2 separate regions of the Homo sapiens genome follow, and region 1 is linked to region 2. A link is a loop called in an ENCODE intact Hi-C map of the cell type or tissue named here. Cell type or tissue: left ventricle myocardium inferior. All regions are shown on one strand. Each heading gives the region's core, and the rest is flanking DNA. Links, peaks and the distances in the headings are about the cores only.

Region 1 (11,624 bases), core at 1,388-9,387, 210 kb before region 2:
CCTTCCGCCACATCCAGCTGGGACCAAATGCTCAGCACGCACAAGGCAGGAATCCACGTGCTTATCCGCTGAGCTCCTCTATGAGGTGGGCAGACTGCTGTCACCCATCTACACATGTGGACACAGCAGCAAGTCAGGGGCTGTTCTGACCAAGGCCACAGCCAGGTGGTGGTGGGGCCCAGTTTCCAGAGCAAGTGGTGTGGCTCCCCTGTGGGCGCTGCAACCCATGTTCTGCCATGTGGCACAGTGGGTAGTGTGGAGATGCCTGCGCTCAGGACCCTGTGGGGCCAACAGGCCACCCTACAGCCATGTCTCCCTGGTACCCAGTGCTCTTTGCACACTGTACTCTTGCTCCAAAGACACCTCCACATCAGGCCTTTCCTCATGCTGTGCTCCTGGCCAAGAGGGTCCCCACCTGGCCCTTTCCTCTTTATTTTTATTTTTATTTTTTTTTAATTTTGTAGAGATGGGGTCTACCTATCTTGGCCAGGCTGGTCTCAAACTCTTGGACTCAAGTGATCCTCCTGCCTCAGCCTCCCAAAGTGCTGGGATTAAGGCGTAAGCCACTGTGTCCAGCCACCATTCATTTTTCAAGGCCCAAGCTCCTTCTCCCCTCCTCCAGGAAGCCTCTCTGCAGCCCCCACCCCACCCCAGGAGCCCTCCTTGGCTTCCTTTCCCTTTGACCACTCTGGGCGTAGGTCTGTCACCACCCCACTCCCGGTCTGGAGACAAAACCAGGTCAATGTCAATACTTTATTGCACAAAAGACAGAGTAGCAGAGTCCCTCCCCCTGCCCCCCACCTGCCCACACACATGCAAGCAATCCCTGGAGACTGGGGGGACTTGGCACTGCCTCCTCCTGGGGCTGCAAACTCAGATGACTTCAGGGGCCAAGTAGTTGATGGAGGTAAATAGTGAGATGGGCCAAATGCCGGAGCAGGCCAGGGCTGCAGCAGCAGTAATCGGTGGAATGCATGCACATGTTATTGGGAGAGTGTGGAGTGAACAAGACCTTTCAAAAGTGTGAAGATCCCAGCCAGCAGGCCTCCAGTTTGCAGTCCGTGGCTCAGTCCAGCTCCTACCACTCCCAGAATGCTGCTTGTCATCCTGGGGGTCACAGTCAGGTCACCAAAGATGTTCCCAAGTATGGGAGCCCTCTCCAGGGCCATAGCCTCTGGAAAAGCCATCCCTGGCACCCTCTTTTTAAGGCCTAGCAGCCCTTGCCCCCACTGCCCTGCCAAGAAGCAGGGCAGCAAGAGATCAGCCTCCTGCTTCCCTGGAGATGAGGGAAGCAACCCAAGTTTTCTCATTGTGCTAAAAACACCTGGGTTAAAGTGGGGATGCTGGGTTTCCCTCCCCCATTCCTGATGTAATGGGGCAGCACCCCTCTCTGTCTACCATATGGGGTCAGGAGAGGCCAGCTGTGAAACAGAAGATTGAAATGTAATCCAGAGTCTCAACATACAATACCCCAAACTTTCAAGATCCAATAAGAAAATCACCTGTCATAGCAAGAACCAGAGAAATGTCAGTTGTACCAGAAAATACAATCAGCATACACCAATACTGGTATATGTTGAACAGGAAGGAATATCAGGATTACCTGATGAGGCTTTTAAAGCAGCCATCCTAAAGGTGCTTTGATGAGCAATTATGAACATGCTTGAAACAAATGAAAATAAAGAATGTTTCAGCAAGGAAATAGAAGTTATAAAGAGAACCAAATGGACACTTTAGAATTTTTTAAAAACATACAATAATCAGAATAAAAACTTAATCGATAACTCCAAAGCAGAACAGAGGGGACAAAGGAAAGATGCAGTGAACCTGGAGATAGAGCAATATAAACCACCCAGTCTGAAACAGAGAGAAAATAGACTAGGGGTGGGAGAAAAGAGTTCTCTGAGAGATAACAAAAGATCTAATATTCATGTCATCTAATTGCCAGGAGGAGAAGAGAAAGAGGACAAAGCCGAAAAAATATTGAAGAAGCAATCTCCTAAACTTGGCAAAAGACATAAATGTAAGGATTTAAGAAGCTGAATGAACTCCAAACGTTATAAACCCAAGGAAATCCACACCAAGACATATCACAGTCAGACTTCCAAAAACTAAACAACAACAAACCCCAATTTTGAAAGCAGCCACGTAACCACCTTCCAAAAAACATGGATGTCTCATCAGAAAGCATGGAGGCAAGAAATAAGTGGAACGTTTTTAAGTGCCATAAGAAAAGAGCTGTCAACCATAAATTCTATACCCAGTGAAACTATCCCTCAGGAATGAGGAGGAATCAAGACCTTCTCAGGTGAAGGGAAAAGTAAGTTTGTTGCCAGCAAACCTACTGTGAAAGGAGGGCCAAAGGAAGTTCTTCTCATGGAAAGAAAGTGATAAGGAAGGAATCTTGAGACATCAGGAAGAAAGTACAATGGAAAGAGCAAAACTATGGGTAAATACAATGGACCCCTTCTCTGAAGGTTTCTAAGTTACATTTGGTGGTTGAAGCAAAAATTATAGCATTGTCGAATGTCTCAATGTATGTAGAAAAAATATTTAGGATAATTATATTATAAATGGAAGGGGAAAAGGGACACAAAGAGAGGGAAGCTTTCTACATGTCACTCGAAATGGTAAAATGTTGATGGCAGTAGACTGTGATAAGTACATATGTATAATGCAGTATGGCAGCCACTAGAAATCTATACAAAGATATACACTAAAAACACTGTACAAAAACCAAAATAGATGCTTAAATATGTCCAAGTAACACTCAGCAAGGCAAAAAAAAGAAAATAGAGAAACACCACCACCAACAAACACAGGAACAAACAAAGCAAAAAATAAAACAGCAGACTGAAGTTATGTCAGTAATTACAGAAAATGTAAATGGCATAATTCCATTTATATAACATTTTTGAAATAACAAAATCATAGAGATGGAGAGGAGATTGGCGGCTGCCAGGAGCTGGGGTAGGGGGGTGATTGTCACTGTGAAAGGGAGTACCAGGGGGTCTCCATGGAGAGGGAACAGCTCTGTATCCTGGTTACAGGGACAGAAACATGGATCTCCATGTGTGATAAAGTGACACAGGGCTTGACACCCTTGTCACACCAGTGCCAATGTCCCTTTTCTGATGTGTGGTGGTTATGTAGAATGTGACCATTGGGGGAAACTGGGTGAAGGGTACACAGGCTTCTCTCTCTATTATCTTTCCAACTTCCTGTGAATCTGTAATTGTTACAGATTATCATTATTTCAATATAAAAAGTTAAAAAAAATACCTTTGCTGTTGCTCTTACACCAGCACCAACTCCACTGCTGGCGTTTCCTCTTGGGCAGAACCAGTGCCCTGTGCACCCCCATAGAGCTCACAGGCCAGCAGGCCTCTGGGGGCCATACCCAGCAGAGGCCATCACAGCAATCCTGGGCTGGGCTGCCTGGTCCCAGCTCCCAGAGCCATCTCTTCCTTCTCCAGGCCTCAGAGCTCATATCACCTCTTCAGAGGAGCCCCGATTGATTCCCTGATGGAAAATGCATCCCAGTCCCATTTAACCAACTGATAGTCTCTGGTCCATTCAGCTGTTTATTATTCCGGCCCCACAAATAGCAGCTCTGCAAGCCAGGGAGCCCATCTTCTCAGGGGCACAGAGCCTGGTGCCAGGCAGAGCATCCATCAGGGGCTGTGGGGGTGCAGTTGCTATCAGTTGCTGCAGCATCACAAGTCGCCCTAAAATGTAGTGGCTTCAGCCAGTAGCTGCTCTTCTCTCTTATGGTCTCTGCAGGGAATTCAGAGAGGACAGTGGGAAAGGCTGGTCTCTGTCCCAGTGTCCGAGGCCTCAGCTGGGACTTGCACAGGCTGCAGCTCCTCACCCACCTGTCTGGCAAGACTCCCCTGGGGCGGGGCTCTTTGGCAGCTCTGTCTAGCTCTGTGGGGCCTTTCCACAGCCTCTCCAGCATGGTGGCTTCAGGGCAGCCGACCTTCTTATGTGTCCATGCACAGCTCCCATCCAGGGGGGCAGGGAGAGGAAGTACAGAGGAGGAGAAGCGGGGGTTTGGGGCTCAGAAGCCTGGAGGGCACCACCGCTGGGCTACGCTGCATCAGGCAGATTGGTGACAAGCCCCATGGCTCTCCAGGGAACAGAGCACAGCCCCCTCTTCTGGCAGGGGTGACAGGCCCACTGTGCATTGCAAAGCCCTGCAGGACGGATGTGCAGGGGAGGCAGTCTTTGGAAAACACAATCTGCCACCTGACCAGCAGCAGGCTGCCTCCAGGGGCCTGAGCTGCTAGCCTTGGATTCCAGCCCCAGCCATGGAGAGCCTGCTGGGAGCCCCCTACCCACCCCCAGCCCCATGCATGCCTCTTTGCAGCAGCCTGCACTATTGATGGGTTGGTGCATGGGTGGGAGTGGAGCTGGAAAGGGAGGGTGGGAGTTTGGGGATCTCTTCTAACCGCCATGCCATACTCTGCCTCAGCCCTATGGAGCAACCCTGGCCCAGCGGGGAATGCCACCATGGCAGCTGGGGGCTCATCTGAAGGAGCACAGGGTTTGAAGGCAGCAACATGGGGTCCCCTCCCGACACCATCCCTCAGTGCCTTTTCGGGACCACACCACAAATCACGTGGCCCTGGGGTCTCTGTGAGGACCAGAGCAAAGAAATTTGAAGGGCCGGCCCTATGCCAGGTTCCCCAAGGCATCTTGACCACCGGGTGGGTGGGGAGGGGCCACGACTGCCCCCTTTACATGGATGAGGAAACCAAGGCATGAAGAAGTGACAGGCCCCAGGGGCATACTTGGCAACTGCTCTGGACAGCCACAGACGGAGCCACAGAGGCCCCCGGAGGAAGCAGAGAGTCGCCCTCCCCCTGCCAGCCTCTCTTCCTACCCTACCCCCACCCTCCATCACGGGGGTGCTTTGTGCTTTCCCCGGTTCACCACGAGCTTTGCACATGATGCTTGTTCTGCTCCTCTGTTCTGGAGACAGAGGGAACAACTTATTTCCCCTGAGGTCACCCTGCTGACCTTCCTCCAGCCCCCGCACAGGCTCCTCCTCTTCTGGGAAGCCTGCCTTGAAGCACCCGCCCACCCGGCCTGGGTTGGGAGCAGCTGCAGCTCACCACAGGGCATCACCCCTTGTCCTGGGCCTGCGTCAGAAGCAGAGGTGTCCCGAGGCCCTGGTGTTGCCAGCATGGTCTGCATTCCACAGAAAATGCGCAGGCAGAACCAGCCCAGCTCTCCTGTGCCCTCAGAAGCCCAGGCCAACCGAGTTGCCCACCCTTCCTGGGCACGTGGTGTGCCAGGTACCAGCCCCAGGGACGCAGGCCCACTGAGGAGGGGGCAGCAGGGCAGCGAAGGGAGGAGCTGGACCTGAACACACAGCACCTAGCTCCAAGCCCCATGGCCTGGAGACCCCATCCAGATGGCAGAGCTTTTTGGGCTCAAGGAATAAACACCAAAATGTTTAAAATATTTAAACATTTAAACATTTAACAGCCAAAGCTAGGTGCAGTGGCATGCGACTGCAGTCCCAGCTACTTGGGAGGCTGAGGGGGGAGGATCACTTGAATTCAGGAGGTTGACTCCAGCCTGGACAACACAGTGTGACTCCATCTTTAAAAACTGAAAAATATGTATATGTTTAACAGCCAGTCAGAGTAGACACCGGACATAAACCATGGGCAGGACAGCACCGGAGGAAGCTGGCTGAAACCCGGCTTTGCTTCATCCCAAGGGACATTCATCAATGTGCTTCCCTGTCTGGCTTCAGGCAGGGCTGAATCCGGGGACTCCCATAATGTCACCAGGCATCTATTTCTTGGTTTCACCTTCCTCTGTGTGCATTCCCAGGTGTGGTGTCCCTACCTGACCCTTTGCTGCAGCCACTAGGAGGAAAATACAAGAGACTTTCCCCAACCTGGAACAGATGCTAGCAGTCTCCCCAACTTACAGCTGCACTCACCTCTCAACTTCACACTATAAGGTGGGGATGGTGTGGGGACAATTGCTCTGATATCACAGCCACCGCCGCCCCAAGTACACTTTACCCTTTGAGTTGTCTGGCCTTTTTTTTTTTTTAAGATGTTTTAATTATTAAAATATATGCTCGTTGTAAAAAAAAAATCCAAGAAATGCATAAAAGGATACAATGAAGTCGGCCTCCCTCCAGCACCTGCCCCCAGCTCACCAGAGCAAAAACTGATATGGGTGTCTCCTGTGTCCATGAAGAGACGTATACACTGTGTCCAACGTGCAGATACAGAGGGACATCCTGCCTCTCTGCAAAAAAACATACAAACTAAGAGCTGCTTTTAGATAGATCTCTCTCTCCTCCCTTCTTTCCTTCCTTTTTCCTTTCCCTTCTCCCTCTCTCCTTCTTATTTCCTTCACATACAATGCAGTCCCCAATCCTTAGGCACACAGCTCAATGAATGCATCTTTACACTTCTACACAAATACATGTGTAATCTCCACAAAACAAAGGTTCCTTCTGACCCCACCCCTCGCCCCCCAGAGAACCCCTATCCAGACTCCTTCACCATAGGTTAGTTTTGCCTATCTTTGAACTTCATATAAACAGACCCATCCAGTACCATGGCAGACATACTCCAGGTCTCCCATGAGTCAGATCTCTATAATCCCCCCCACCTTAAGTGTGTGACTTGCTTCCAAGCAATAGATTGGGCAAATGTGAAGGCATGTCCCTCTCATGATTATGTTACACATACAAGGGATCTCTTTGCTGGCAATGGAGAGTCTGTGAGCAAGTCTCCAGGCAGGGGACGACTGGTGGCCTCTAGCTGAGCTGATAGCAAAAAGACAGCCCATCGATCCTCCAGCAAGATAATGAATTCTGCCAATATCCAGGTGAGCTTGAATGAGGAGCCTGAGCTGCAGAGAGGAACCCAGGCTAGCCACATCTGGAGGGCAGTCTTGGACCTCGCTGCACCACACCAGAGCTCTGACCCACGGAAAGCAGGGGACAGACATATATTGCTGCAAGTGACTGTTTGTGGTCATTAGTTAGGAGGCAGCAGAAAGCTAATACAACCGTGAATTTTTCTGTATCTGCCTCTGTCTCTCACCGCGAGGTGTCTGAGAGATCCATCCATGTTGCTACAGGGAGCTCGAGTGTGTTCTTTTTCGTGATGCTGTAGTATTTCATCGTGTGAATAAACTACAACTTAACCATTCTACTTTCCATGGGCACTTGGGTTATTTTAACCTTGTGGCTGTGATGAGTAAGGCTCTATGAACATTCTTGTGCGTACTATTTAGAGGACATACATATTCATTCTCTTGGGTATTAACTCAGGAGTAAGATTGCTGCATCGCAGTGTAGGCGAATGTTTAACTTTGTAAGGAACTGGCAAGCCATTTTCCGAAGCAACTGTCATCCTTTCATACTCCTCACAGCAGCAGTGAGCCCCCGGGGGTTGCTCCTTCTCACTGACGCTGGGTATTGCCTGTCCTTTCACCTCAGCCATTGCTTGGATGTAGAAGCACTTCCTGGTGGTTTCAGTTTGCATCTCCCTGGTTAGTCGTGATGATGTGGAATAGTTTTTTTCTTATGCTTACTGGTCTCCCTGGAGGATTTTCTAATATTACTTTGTTAGTGCTAGGGTTTTTTTTTTTTTTTATCTGACCTTTAACCCTGAGCTGGAAGTTCAGGGAAAGAGAAATTCACCTTGTAAGGTGAGCATTGCTGGAGACTCTCACGGAGACACACGGGGTGCCTCACCTCATCTTGGCCTGGTGAGCCCCTCAGCAGAGGACCTTGCTAAGCTACACCAGAGCTTGGACCCATGGAAAGCTGGGAACAAAACAATGGGGACAGAAAGAGCTGGGCTGGAAGGAGAAAGCCCAGGTCCCAGTAACTGTGGTTAAGCCTCTAGATGCAGCTGGCCTGAAGCTCACTCCTGGACTTTTGAAGCCCACACATTCTTTGCGGTAGTCAGTTTCAGCGAGGGTTCTGTCACGTGTGCGGGAGGGGGTGACCGACACCGAGCCTCTGTCCAGCAAGCTGACATTTGGAGGCCCCCCAAGCTCTGCAGCATGGGAAAGGGTAGAGGGGATCTCTGCCTTCCAGGCACTCCCCCATCCCACCCACTGCTAGTCTGCACCCCACTTCATTACTGAGTGTGTTTTGAGGCTGAATAACCATGTAATTGGCTCGTCCATTTCATAGTCAAACTTCGGCAAATATGTTTTTCATAATTAGTTGATGTTTATTTAACGGGAATAACCAGCCCATTAAATTTAATGAGGCAGGTTATCACATATGAGGGGGAAGTGTTTTTCCTTATAGAGAACCCGGTTTGGGCGGTGCTGGTCCCAGGGCCAGGGCAATGAGGTGGCTCGCCTGTGTGTGGGTGTCTCTCCTGGGAGAGGAGGCGTGCAGGGAACCGCAGCCCCTGTCCCAGCCTGCTTCGGGCTGTCCCATCCCCTCTGCTTTTTCTGCATTGTGTACCACCCTATAGAACCTGTTTTTGATCTAGTCTGTCTCCCCCACTGATCTCTAAGCTCAGAGGACAGGGCTTTTCCCTCGTGTTGCTCATGCTCCATCTTCAGTAGATGAAACACAAAGGGTGAATAAACAACGGAGACCCCTCTTGCGGCTGCCACTCCCATGGCTTTATGGGCCTCCCTCTGGCACACAGTCGCCTCCTGCCTTGTCCCTCCTCCCCCTTCTCCTCCTCCGCAGGGTTTATGCCCTTGCCTCTCTCTGCTTGGCAGGCAGGGAAAGCAAAATACTCAAGGAGATCCAGGCTTGGCCTGGGGGCTGAACAGCTGGGCCCAGGTAGCACCCACTGAAGACCCCAGATGTGTCGGAAGAGCGGACCCCGGCCTGGCCACGACCCGACAGGCCCAGACTGTGGAAGACCATGTCCAACATCTACATTCAGGAGGCTTCTAGCCTGGGGGTAATAAACAAAATTCAGATTAACTTAGAAAAACAGAAAATACAGTCAATTATAAAACAAAAACCAAAACATCCATAATCCTATCCCCAGAGAAAAGCGCGATAACATTTTAATGTCTAATGCTGTTGACCTTTTTCTCTGGGCATCTATATATTTTTACATATGCATAGGTAAGATTTTTTTCATTTAAAGAATGGGTTTGTACAGTGCATGCTACTTCTTTAAATGGAGTGGAGAAAGTGCCACGTGAATACACTCAGTATCCCTATTCTTAGAGGCTTTAGAGCTGTCTTATGGAGGTACCACATTTTATTTCATCCCCTATTGTTGGGCATTTAGGTTGTTTCCAATATTTTGACACTATTATAAACACTAGTGGCACACACTTGTAGTCCCAGCTACTTGGAAGGATGAGACAAGAGGATCGCTTAAGCCCATGGGGTCAAGGCTGCAGAGAGCTAGGATCGAGCCACTGCACTCCAGCCTGGATGACAGAGTGAGATACTGTCTCTAAACAACAAAAGAACCCCCACCCCCTGAAAAAAGCATGAACAAAGCAGCTCCTTCACCTGGCTAGCACCAGCTCAGCCCTCTAACTTCGCATCACCTGGGCCAGGGGTTCTCAACTCCCGGGCTGTGGACCAGTACCAGTCCCTGATCTGTTAGGAACGGGGGCGGTGGGCGGCGAGCATTCCCTGAGCTCCGCCTCCTGTCAGATCAGAGGCAGCATCAGATTCTCATAGGAGTGCAAACCCTATTGTAAACTGCACATGCGAGGGATCTAGGTTGCATACTCCTTATGAGAATCTAGCTCATGCCCAGTGACCTGAGGGAAAACGGTTTCATTCTGAAACCATTCCCCACTGCCTCGACCCCATCCATGCAAAATTTGTCTTCTACAAAACTGGCCTCTTGTGCCAGAAAGGCTGGGGACCACTGACCTAGGCCAAGCCCTAAGGCCCTGAGCTTGGGGGCCTCACCACAATTGATGGCAAATGTCACCTTTCCTGCTAGATCCTAAGCCCATGAGGAAATGGACTGGTATCATTACTGCTTGGAGGGCACCTGGGATAGAATGGGGAGAGCGTAATGTTAGTTCTCTGTGTCCCTTGAGCAGCTGACTCAGAGATAAACCTGCAGGGCAGTTCTCAGGAGGTACCGGGGTCCACACCCATGTGGTGAGGGAGGGGGCAGTGGGCAGAGGGTGGGCTGGGCTAGCTCCTGAGTTGGGATCCGCTTCCAAGTCACTCCCAGTGAAGACACCCTTTATACCCCACCCCATCACCAGGCAAGGGATGAAGCCCCTGGCCCCCAGGGCGTACTGTTGGTGAAGTGGCTCTCAGCAGCCAAGGCCTTCCTGGGGGGCAGACTTGCCCTGCCTGTGTTCCCAACTCCATGAGCGTTCAGCTCCCTAAGGGGACGGTGCCTATGCCTGTCCCCACTTTACACATGAGAAAACAGACTTAGATGTTCAGGAGTGGCTCAAGGCTTGGATGCTCCGGCTCCAGGGTGGGCGCTCCAGGGCTATGTGTGAACAAAGGGAGGAGGCAGTGAGCAGACATCAGGACGAGCGCCCAGGACACAGGACCTGCACACATGCTTCCTTCCTTAGGATTCGTTCTTAGAACTAGAATTGCTATGCAAACGGTGTGCACATTCCCAAATCTCCAGTGATGATTCCGGATTGGGCTATTGCTTTTTCCATTCTGCCAGTTTGGCTTCCTGTATTTTGAAGCTCTGTGTTAGGTGCACGCATGTTTTATTTCGGGGTTCTAAGTCTTCCTGTGAGCTGTCCCTTCTGTTATTCAAAATGCCCCCCCTTTGTTGCCTATAATGCTTCCTGTCTCAGTCTGCTCAGTCTGATACTAATACAACCATTTCAGCTTTCTTACAGTTTGCAGGACTATCTTTTTCTATTCCTTTCTTGTCAATCAACTTGTGCTCTCATAATTAAGGTGATGTCTCTTGTAAATAGCAAACAGAGGAATGTTGTGGGGTTTGTTTTGCTTGTTTTTGTGAGTTTGCACACTCTGAAAGGCTTCGATGCTTTTCACCCAATGAGTCCTCCCAGAAGGTCTCAGTGATTCATCTCCTGTGGCAGCACCACGGTGACCACTTGGCACCTTCCTGGGTGCTCCCACTCCCCTCCTAGCCACCTGACTCTAGGCATCCGTGGCCACATCTGCACCTTTGGGGGTGGCAGTGCCACGGGAGGGTGAGGTGGCAGTGAGAGGCTGAGGCAGGACCAGTTTCTCCCACCTCACCTGGGCTGTTGTTCCAGGGCTCACAGCCACCTTGCTGGTGATGCCTGGCTTAGATCCCCGCCTGGGGTCACTGGACTTCCCCAGGCCAGTAATGATGTGGGAAGGAACAAACTTCAGCCATTTCTGCCAGGGGCCACCTTCCCCATCTGGAGAGGCGAGGGGAATGGACTGGCCCCTCAGCTGAGTCCCTGGAGCTGAGCGGAGTAAGACTCTGGGTGTCAGAGCCCCGCCCGGCACACAGCCAGGGCCCTGACTCCAACAGCAGGCACAGTTTGTTACTGGGCACAGGACTCTGGAGCCAGGCAGCTCCAAGCCCAGCCCTAGCTCTTAGACTGCATGATCTTCGGCAAATCACTCACACGCTGTGCCACAGTTTCCCCACTTATAAAATGAGGATAACAGCAGTATCTACTTCACAAGGTTGTGTGAAATCTTTACC
Region 2 (11,624 bases), core at 1,369-9,368:
ACCAATGATATTCTTCACAGAATTAGGAAAAACTATTTTAAAATTCATATTGAATTCATATTCAAAAAAGAGCCTGGGCCAGGTATGGTGGCTCATGCCTGTAATCTCAGCACTTTGGGAGGCCAAGCTGGGTGGATCACTTGAGGTCAGGAGTTCAAGACTAGCCTGGCCAACATGGCAAAACCCCATCTCTACTAAAAGTACAAAAAAAATTAGCCAGGAGTGGTGGCACAGGTCTGTAATCCCAGCTACTCGGGAGACTGAGGCAGGAGAATCATTTGAACTGGGAGGCAGAGGTTGCAGTGAGCCAAGATCGCAACACTGCACTCTAGCGTGGGCAACAGAGTGAGACTCCATCTCAAAAAAATGAAAGAAAAAAAGAGCCCAAATAGCCCAGGCAATCCTAAGCAAAAAGAACAAAGCGGGAGATATCATGTTACCCAACTTCAAACTATACTACAGGGCTACAGTAAACAAAACGGCAGAGTATTGGTACAAAAACAGACACACAGACCAACGGAACAGAATAGAGAACCCAGAAGTAATGCCACATACCTAAGAATCATCTAATCTTTGACAAAACCAGCAATGAGGAAAAGACTCCCTATTCAATAAATGGTGCTGTGATAACTGGCTAGCTATATGCAGAAGAGTGATACTGAACCCCTACCTTACAATACATACAAAATCAACTCAAGATGGATTAAATATTTAAATGTAAAACCTAGAACCATAAAATACTGGAAGATACCATTCTGAACATAGGACTTGGCAAATATTTCGCAACAAAGACACCAAAAGCAATTGCAACAAAAACAAAAATTGGCAAATGGAATCTAATTAAACTAAAGAACTTCTGCAGAGCAAATGAAACTATCAACAGAGTAAACGTGCGACCTACAAAATGGGAGAAAATATTTGCAAGCTATACATCTGACAGAGGTCTAATACCTAGAATCTACAAGAAACTTAAGCAAATTAATAAGCAAAAAAATAACCCCATTAAGAAGTGGGCAAAGGACATACATGCAGCCAATGAGCATATGAAAAAATGCTCAACATCACTAACCATTAACGAAATGCAAATCAAAATCAAAATGAGATACCATCTTACACCAGTCAGAATATTATTAAAAAGTCAAAAAATAATAGATGTTGGCGAGGTTGTGGGGAAAAGGGTATGCTTATAGACACTGCTGTGGGAATGTAAATTACTTCAGCCTCTGTGGAAAATGTGGCGAGATTCCCCAAAGAACTTAAAATTGAACTATCATTCAACCCAGCAATCTCATTATTGGGTATATACCCAAAGGAATATAAATTGTTCTGCCATAAAGACACACACATGCATATTGTATTAGTCCGTTCTTGCACAGCTATAAAGAAATACCTGAGACTGGGTAGTTTATAAAGAAAAATGGTTTAACTGGCTCGCAGTTCTGCTGCACAGGATGAAAAGGTACACAAGAAGAACAAGTTCTTCCTGTGCATGGCTGTACAGGAAGCATAGTGGCTTCTGCTTCTGCAGAGACCTCAGGAAGTTTCCAATCATGGTGTAAGGCAAAGGGGGAACAGCTGTCTTACAGGGCAGAAGCAGGAGCGAGAGAGAGAGGTTAGGGGAGGTGCTACACACTTTTAAATAAACAGATCTCACAAGAATTCACTCACTATCACACAAACAGCACTAAGGGGATGGTGCTAAACCATGCATGAGAAATCTACCCCCACGATCCAATCACTGCCCACTAGGCCCCACCTCCAACACTGGGGATTACAATTCGACATGAGATTTGGGCGGGGACACAGACCCAAACCATATCACATATGTTCACTGCAGCACTATTCACGATAGGAAAGACATGGCATCAACCTAAATACTCATCCATGGTACACTGGATAAACAAAATGTGGTACATGTACACCATGGAATACTATGCAGACATAAAAAAGAATGAGATCGTGTCCTTTGTGGCAACATAGATGGAGCTGGAGGCCATTATCCTAAGCAAACTAACACAGGAACAGTAAACCAAAGGCTGCATGTTCCCACTTACAAGTGGGAGCTAAACAATGAAAACACTTGGATACTAGGAGGGGAATAACAGACACTGGGGCCTACTTGAGGGTGGAAGGTAGGAAGACGGAGAGAATCAGAAAAAATACCCTTTGGGTACTAGGCTAATTATCTGGGTGATGAAATTATTAGTACACCAAACCCCTGTGACATGCAGTTTACCTATATAATAAACCTTCACAAGCACCCCTGAACCTAAATGTTGAAAATAAATAAATAGAAATAAAAAATAGAAAATGCTTTGGGTAAGCTAACAACACACAGGTGCCTGGTGGGAAAATCATGGTCTGGACAGAAAAGAGAGCACCTAACAGGCATGGGAGGAAAAGTCAGGAAAGATTCTTTGGAAATCTAGGAATGAGAAAGGGCAGCTGGGACATGGTGACACCAAGAGAGTAGGAGCCCCCAGACTCATCGAGGGCCTCAGCCACGAAGTGATCATGTCTGCAGCATGTGGGCAGAACTACACCTTGGCCTTGATGGAAATGGGCTCCGTGTTTGCGTTTGGGGAGAACAAGATGGGGCAGCTGGGCCTTGGCAACCTGACAGACACTATCCCCAGCCCCGCACAGATAATATACAATGGCCAGCCAATTACCAAAATGGCCTTTGGGGCTGAATTCAGTATGATAATGGACTGCAAAGGAAACCTCTATTCCTTTGGGTGCCATGAATATGGTCAGCTGGGACACAACTCGGATGGGAAGTTCATCGCCCGGGCACGGCGGACAGAGTACAACTACAGACTGGTTCCCCATTGAGTGACCATCTTCATTGAGGCAGATCCTGCCTGTACCAAATGTAGCTGTGTGAGACGTAGCCTGTGGCGCTAACCACACACTGGTCCTGGACTCCCAGAAGTGAGTCTTCTCCTGGGGCTTCAGTGGCTATGGCCGGCTGGGCCACGCAGAGCAGGATGAGATGGTCCCCCACCTGGTGAAGCTGTTTGACTTCCCTGGACATCGGGTGTCCCAGATCTATACTGGTTACACCTGCTCCTTTGCCATCAGTGAAGTGGGTGGTCTGTTTTTCCAGGGGGCCACCAACACCTCCCGTGAATCTACCACATACCCAAAAGCAGTGCAGGACCTCTGTGGCTGGATAATCCAGAGCCTGGCTTGTGGGAAGAGCAGCATCATTGTGGCCACCGAGAGAGCACCATAGCTGGGGCCCATCACCGACCTTCGGGGAACTGGGCTAAGGGACCACAAGCCCAAGTCTTCCACTGCAGCCCAGGAGGTGAAGACTCTGGATGGCATTTTCTCAGAGGTCACCATGGGCTACTCACACTCTTTGGTGACACCAAGAGACAAAAGTGAGACCGAGAAAGAGAAGATCAAGAAACTACCAGAATACAACCGCCAAACCCTTTGATGCTCCCAGAGACTTCTCCGACTCTACACCTCTCGTGGCAGCTGTCACTTCCATGTGCACTGGGATGGGAAGTCAAACGAGGTATTTAAAAAAGCAAAAGCTGACCTAAGGTGCATTTTTGTTTAGACTCCATAAGATTCCATTTTACAAGTGATCCAATATTTACCTTTTGTTCTGTATGCTTTCCAAAGTACGTTTTTTTCCCTTTAATGTCGAATTAAAATACTTGCTGATAGTTGACTTACCATTCCTACAAGAGGCAGAAACTTTCAGCAATCTAGGTTTTTTTTTAAGTTTTTTCTTTCTTCCTCTCCTGAATACACTCCCCAAAACACCCCTTTCCAGTTATGATTACCATCATGATCCAAGCAGATGCTACATAGAAGAGGAATCGCCATTTAATCAGAAAAAATGTCCCTTACAGGAACCAGCAGCAGCCAGGCAAAGTCACCGGCCTGCTTCCATCCAAAACCACGCTCACATGCTTTGGAAGCATCCGGGTCCTCCTTTCCTGCTTTTTCTTGCAGATTGGCCTAAGCCGGTGTTGGTTCTGTTTCTCCCCTTGGCTGCCTATAATCTGCAGTGTCCCCCTGGAGGGGGATTGGGAGTCTGTGTTTAGCCATTTATATCTACTTTAGCTGTTAAAGAAGTCCAAATGAAAATCAGGTGATGGTGGAACCATGGGGACTTGGGGGTGGGGCAGAGGTGGTTCCCTGTGGAGCCAGGGCTGAGCCTTGTCACATGCACTCACCAATTAGAGATTGATCAGCCAGCAGTCAAGTGCATTCTCCAGTCCTTGCAAGAAGGATCAGCCCTTTCTGTACCAGCCTTGATCACCTTGTGCTTTGGTCTCCTTTTTTCCCCTACCTGGATCCTGCGTCGCACAGGCCGTCCTGTTACTGAGACTCGGGGTACCGTTCTGCTGACTCAGCTCTCTTTAGTCACGTTTGCTTGGCTCTGGTACCAAATATTTGAGATTACCAAAGAATGTCCTTCCTTGCGTGTCAGCACGGATGCTGTGACTGCCACCAGTGTCCCCGTCAAGTGCCTGTGCCCGAGCTCGCTGTGCTGAGTGAGTAATGAGGTGCCTTTCCTGGAACCCTCCTCTCACCTGGACCCAAGAGAGGCGACAGCTCTGGCTAGGGCTCTTGGTTTCCAGAGGGTCTGGACTGGTTTGGGTGCTTTAAAATAGATATTTAATTCAGTGGTGCTTATGGGGGAGATGAGAATAGAACTTAAATGTGAGAACTGGGTAGATGGGAAAGTTAAATATTGGTCTCTTCAAGTTTTTTTGTTGTTGTTGTTTGCATTTGCTATTGTTACCACTTGTCACTGTCTCCATGTTAAAATGCCAAAAATGATCTAGTTGTTGTTGCTTTTTTCTCTATTTTCCACCCCAGTCACTCCTTACCGTGACTCCCGCCCTTGGAGGGCACGTAGCAGTGTCTGTCCCGCCAGTCCCAAGGCCCTATGGGAGGAAGCTGGCCTGCATCTCTCTAAGACTTAAGTCTTAGAGATGCCACGTGCATCTCGTGTTCTGTGTTCAATCAGTAGTCCAGGGGAGAAGCTTCTGCCACTTCAGAGCTTTGCTAAACTAACCTAATTTGTCCAAATCACCCCAAAACCACCATCTCTAACTCAAACTTCCAGGAGACAGCCTGATCCGTTTGCCTGGACAGGTCTCTTTCCTGGAACGCAACCCAGGCATCTGTGCTCCTGGAATCCTTGACGTCTCTCCTTTGAGTTGTGGTCACCCAGAGGGTTGAGGACGCAGCACCCGAAGTCCTAGCCTTTGCAGGAGCCGCCCTGGGCGGAGCTGCACTTAGATCTTCCGGCAGCCTCATGTAAACCTGGCAGCCAGCCTCTTCTAGAACCCTAGCCAGGGAGTGGAGCAGGAAAGGGACCTTCGAAGTGAAGACTGCCTTGTCCCGCACCTCCCTTTGGCTTAAATTAAAAAATGAACTTCCGAATGGGTTAAATCCTTTAAAACAAGGAGTTGTGGGGAAGGTCGTCTTGTACTCCTAGAGAAAGGTACACAGTTGCCCAGCTGGGAACGTGCTTGGTGCTGACCCCGTGGGCATCTGACTGGTCTTCCAGCTCAGGACAAAGAATTTGAAAGATGATTAGCATGAAGGGGAATCAAAGAGAAGGTTGTGATTTGGTTGAAGGTGCCTGGTTTAGTGCTGTAATTGTATTATTTCATATATTTATATATATATATATATATATATATGCATGTATGTATGTATGTATGTGTATATATGTGTGTGTATATATATATTTCTTAGAGTAAACATTTTAAATAAATGATATAATTGTCTAGAAAACAAAAAAATTATAAATCTATATTATTGGGACACAATGTATAAAAATATAATTTGTGACGATAACATAAATAGGGGAGCAGAGCTATATAGAAGCAGAGTTAGTTGTTTTTAGCTTTATTCTCTGTGGTAAAATATAAATAAAATATGCCATTTTTAACCATTGTAAAGCATACAATTTCAGCATTATGTACATCCAAAATGCTGAGTAACTACCACCACTATCCATTTCTAAAACTTTTGCATCATCCCACACAAAAGCTCTTTACTGGTTAAACCATAATTCCTCAACTTCCTCTCCCATAGCCTCTGGTAACTTCTATTCTACTTTCTGTCTCCATGAATTGGCAGAGATTTTAAGTTAAACTGATATCAATTCCACTGGATTGTTAGAAATTTTGGATGTTAACTGTAATCCCCATTGTAACCACAAAGAAAGTATCTGAAGAATATACGCTAAAAGAAATGAGGCTGAGTGTGGTACTTCATGCTTGTAAGCCCAGCACTTCGGGAGGCCAAGGCAAGAGGATCACTTGAGGCCAGGAGTTCAAGACTAGCCTGGACAACATAACAAGACCCCATCTTTAAAAAAATACAAACAAATAAACAAACAAAAACAATAGTTGGGCATGGTGGCAACCACCTATAGGCCTAGGTACTTAGGAGGCTGAGGCAGGCTTGTGTGAGCCCAGAAGTTTGAGATTACAGTGAGCTATGATCATGCCACTGTACTGCAGCCTGGACAACAGAGCACAACCTTGTTGAAAGAGGAGGGGGAGGGAGAAGAGGGGGAAAAAGGGGAGAAGAGGGGGAAAAAGGGAGAAGAGGGAAAGGGAGGGGAGGGGAAGGAAAGGAAGGAGAGGGAAAAAGGAAAGGAAAAGGGAAAAGAAAAAGGAGAAAGATGAAAGGGGAAAGGAAGAAGCAGAAAGGAAAGGAAAGGAAGACAGCAGAAGGGAATCAAATCAGTTAACTACATTAGAAAAATCAACTACATACAAAAGAAGGCAGAAATGAAGGACTGAGGGACAATAAAAGCTATACAAATAGCAAAAATGGCAAAAGTCCTTCCTTCTCAATAATTACTTTAAATGTAAATGTATTAAACACTCCAATCAAAAGGCAGAGATTGGCAGAATGGATACATAAACTGTCTACAAGAAAATTACATTAGATCCAAAGGCACATAGGTTGGAACTGAAAGTATGCAAAATAACTAAAAGAGCTGGGTGGCTATAATAATATGCAAAATAAAGTAGACTTTAAGTACAAAATAGTCACAAGAAACAAAAAAGGATATACGTTAATAAAAGGGTCAATTCATCAAGAAGATATATCAAGTATAAATATACATGCACTGAAAAACAGAGCTCCAAAGTATAGGAAGCAAACGTTCATAAAATAAAAGGGACAAATAGTTCTAAAAGTTCAAGATTTCAATACCCTATTCTCAATAATAAACACAACAATTTGACAGATTAATAAGAAAACAGAGGACTTGAACAATACTATAAACCAATGAGACTTAATAGACATATGTAGAACACTCCCCATAGACCATATATTGGGCACAAAACAAGCTTCAACAAATTTAGAAGACAGAAATCATAAGAAGTATCTTCTCCAACCACAATGGAATGAAGGTAGAAATCAATGAGAAAGAAAACTGAAAAATTCACAAATATTGTGGAAATCACATACTCAACAACCAATTTATCAAAGAAGAAAACAGAAAAGGAAATTAGGATATAACTTGAAATGGATGAAAACAAAAACACAACATACCAAAACTTACGGGATAGAAGGAAAGCAGTGCTCAAGGGGAAATTTACAGCATACATCTTTACATTACAAGAAAGATCTCAAACTAATAACCTAAGTTTATAACTTAAAGAACTAGAAAAAGAGTAAACTAAACCCAAAGCTGGCAAAAGGAAGGAAATAATAAAGATTATTAGAGTGGAGATAAATGAAGCAGAGAATAGAAAAACAAAAGATAATCAATGAAGTCAAAAGTTGGTTCTTTTAAAAGATCAACAAAATTGACAAGCCTTTAGCAAGACTGACAAAGAAAAAGATAGCAAATACAAATACCTAAAATAAGAAATAAAAATAGGAACATTACTAATGACTCTACAGAAATAAAAAGGACATAAGGAGCATTATAAACAAATATATGCCAACAAATTGGATAACCTGGACGAAAAAGACTAATTCTTAGAAACACACAAATTACCTAAACTAACTCAAGAATAAATAGAACATTTCAAAAGACTTTAACAAGAGTAATCAAAGTCAGTAATCAAAAACCTCCCAACAAGGAAAAGTCCAGAACCAGATGGCTTCAGTAGTGAATTCTACCAAACATTTAAAGAAGAATTAACAGGACTGGGTGCGGTGGCTCACACTTGTAATCCCAGCCCTTTAGGAGGCCAAGGCAGGAGAATCACTTAAAGCCAATAGTTTGAGACCAGACTGGTCAACATAGCAAGACCCTGTCCCTATTAAAAAATAAAAAAATTAGCCAGGCATGGTGGTGCATGCCTATAGTCCCAGATACTTGGGAAACTGAGGAAGGAGGACTGCTTGAGCCCAGCCATTGGAGGCTGGAGTTAGCTATGATGTGCAGAATGTGAGCTTGATTGGAAATAGATAATTACATTCTTTACAGATGTAATTAGTTAAAATGAAGTTATACTGTATTATGGTGGGCCCTAAATGTCATATAATTGGTGTCCTTTGAAGAGGAAAATCTGGACACAGAGACAGACACAGAGGGAAGAATGCCATGTGAAGATGGAGACAGAGACAAAGATGTGGAGAAGCTGGACCTCTCATCTCCAAGATGTGGAGAAACTGGTAAGAATGTAAAATGGTGCAGCTGCTATAGAAAACAGTAAGGCAGTTCCTTAAAATATTAAAAACAAAATTAATCCATGATCCAACAATTTTACTTATGGGGGTGTGTGCGTATATATATATTGGCAAGGCACAGTGGCTCATGCCTATAATCCTAACGCTTTGGGAGGCCAAGGCAGGAGGATCGCTTGCCAGGAGGTTGAGACCAGCCTGGGCAACACAGCAAGATCCTCTCTCTACAAATTATTTTTTATTAGATGGGCATGGTGGTGCACAGCTGTAGTCCCAGCTACTCAGGAGGCTGAGGCAGGAGGATCACTTGAGCACAGGAGTTTGAGGTTACAGTGAGCTATGATTGTGCCACTGCACCCCAGCCTGGGTGACAGGGCAAGACCTGCCTCCAAATGAGAAAAAAAAAAGAATTGAAAGCAGGGTCTTGAAGAGATATTTGCACTCTCTTGTTCACAGCAGCATTACTCACAATAGCCAAAAGGTAGAAACAACTCAAGTGCCCATCAACAGATGAATAAATGTGGCCTATCCATACAATGGACTATTGTTTAGCTTTAAAAAGGAAAGAAATTCTGACACATGCTATAACACGGATAAACCTTGAAGGTATTATGTTAAGTGAAATAAGCCAGTTACAAAAGGACAAATACTGTTATGATTCCACTTATATAAGGTCCCTAGAGTAGTGAAATTCATAGAGACAGAGTAGAATGGAGTAGTTGACAGGACCAAAGATATGGGAAAGGGGGAATTTTTGTTTGATGGGTACAGTTTCAGTTTGGAATGATGAAAAAGTTCCGGAAAAGGAGAGTGGTGATGGTTGCACAACATTGTGACTATAATTAAAGCCAATGAATTGTATACTTAAAAATGACTTAAATGGCAAATTTTATTTTATATATATTTTACCACAATAGAAGAACTGAAAAAACAAATCAAGAATCATCAATGGGCAGAAAATTGTTGGACGAAAGGCTGGAAACAGGATATCCCACACACTTGCAAAGCATCACCCCACAGATTACTTACTAATTTCAAAAAGGAACAGGTACCTGATATAGTTTGGGTATTTGTCCCCACCCAAATCTCATGTTGAAATGTAATCCCCAGTGTTGGAGGTGGGGCCTGATGGGAGGTGTTTAGGTCATGGGGCAGATCCTTCATGGCTTGGTGCTGTCCTCACCACAGTGAGCAAGTTTTCAAGAGATCTAGTTGTTTTAAGTATGTGGCACCTCCCCAGTCCTTGCTCCTGTTCTCACCATGTGAGACGCCTATTCCCCCTTTGCCTTCCCACCATGAGTAAAAGCTCCCTGAGGCCTCTCCAAAAGCGAGCAGATGCTAGTGCCATGCTTCCTGTACAGCCTTCAGAAACCTAAGCCAATTAAACCTCTTCTTTATAAACTACCCAGCCTCAGATATTTCTTCACAGTAATGCAAGAACAGACTAACAGTACCTTTACCATAGCAAAATGTGGTATAAACCACCTTAACCAAGTAATCAAATTTAATGGTGCCAAGAGCGACAGGAGCTGCCATCATGTATCTCCTGATATAATACAGTGAGGAGAGCAAAAAATCACCCGGTAGCGCCTATTTGACCAAACCATTTAACCTGAACCTCATCATGAGGAAAAGATCAGAAAAATCCAAGTGGTTTTATAGAGACAGTGTAGCTGGGTTCTTCAATATCAATGTCATAAAAGACTAAATAAGGCCTGGGAAAACTCTTCTACTAGATTAAAGCACACAAGAGACACAGCAACTATAAGAAATGCATGTCCTTGACTGAATCTTGGAATTTCAAATGACCACTACAAAAGACTTGATTGGGACAAGGAAAACTGAATGTAGCCTATGTATGAGGTAGAAAGTACAATCATCTTATTGTGGTGAGACAGGAGAATGTTCTTGTTCTTAAGGAGATGAGATGCATATTCAGGTATTTATGGATGAAATTACAATATCTCCAAGTAACTCTTACATGACTCAATAACAATACAGGTAGAGTGAGGCCTGAAGAACACTCTGGCTTTGGAAGGCAGGAAAGCATCTGAGTAAATCATTTCAGAAGAGTAGTAGGGCTAACCACTGGATTACAAGAACACCACAAATGAACAGGCAATGAGAGATAAGAGCTGCTGGTAGAAAGTGGCAGGGCTGCAGGAGGCCGCAGGGCTGGACTGGCGAGAACAGGCAGACCTGACCACGCTGGTGAGCTGACAGCAAGAGGTAGCAGAGAATGAGAAAGCACACAGGGCCCACAGATGCGATCCAAAGCAGAGCACAAAAAGTGAAGACTTATTCCAGGAAGGGTACTGACCATTTACTCTTTATTGAACACCAGTCAAAAGGAAATGAGCTTCTATTACAACATAAGTGACGCAGGGTAGACAGAAAGGGTGGCTTTCTAAAAGAACACATTCTGGAGGTAATGAGAGAGGAGGACACAGGGCGGTCTCAGACCCATCCCTCCTACAAGTGACCTGGCAAAGGAAAGTCTTACTGGCTCCATTCGTCCTCCTCCTATAGTTCAAAGACTGCACACATCTCCTTGCTCACCTACAAACTTGAGAGTGGCTTGAGAATTAAAGCCAATTGCTAAAAATGGGACAGCAAATAACTGGCTTAATAGACACAAAACCCATTATCTTAAGTTAAAAGAACAAAAGTCAGCCGCTTAGTGAGATCCCACATGCATCCCATGAAATCACTTTTACCAAAACATCCATTTTCCCAACTCATCTTCCTCACAAGAAGAAAGCAATCATCCTCTACCGTGTCTACCTTCAGATTGAAAGAATGGCCAAAAAGACACAGTGTAACATGCTTTGATTTGCTGTGAGAAATGAGATGTAGTTCAACACCACTGTGATTTGTAATGCCATTTACATAATTAAACATACAGACAAGTGGCATGAGGAGGTGGATATGGTTAATGGAGTTGCAGAAGAGCTAAAAATAGCAGACACAGCTACAGGCTGGAA

Evidence for each region. Hi-C counts contacts between places; a loop is a spot of excess contacts. Peaks named below come from ENCODE experiments on the same cell type or tissue, not always from the same donor. Only the 100,000 strongest peaks of a DNase experiment are listed, where the experiment ranks them.
Region 1: it touches region 2 in a loop (2.6-fold over the local background); 91 of 110 quality-filtered maps call a loop at or near these places.

The regions. Positions count from the first base shown.
Region 1 is chr3:126,965,543-126,977,166 of GRCh38, reverse strand. No RefSeq gene overlaps it. Among named protein-coding and RNA genes, the nearest start is that of PLXNA1, 12 kb to the left of the region's middle. In left ventricle myocardium inferior, for the core only: no CTCF peak of the experiment used is centred there; a DNase peak (open chromatin) is centred at 5,006; H3K27me3 peaks cover 2,822 bases.
Region 2 is chr3:126,758,258-126,769,881 of GRCh38, reverse strand. All of the region lies in intron 4 of CHCHD6 (coiled-coil-helix-coiled-coil-helix domain containing 6), which reads right to left. It also overlaps the pseudogene RCC2P4. Among named protein-coding and RNA genes, the nearest start is that of CHCHD6, 60 kb to the right of the region's middle. In left ventricle myocardium inferior, for the core only: no CTCF peak of the experiment used is centred there; a DNase peak (open chromatin) is centred at 4,488.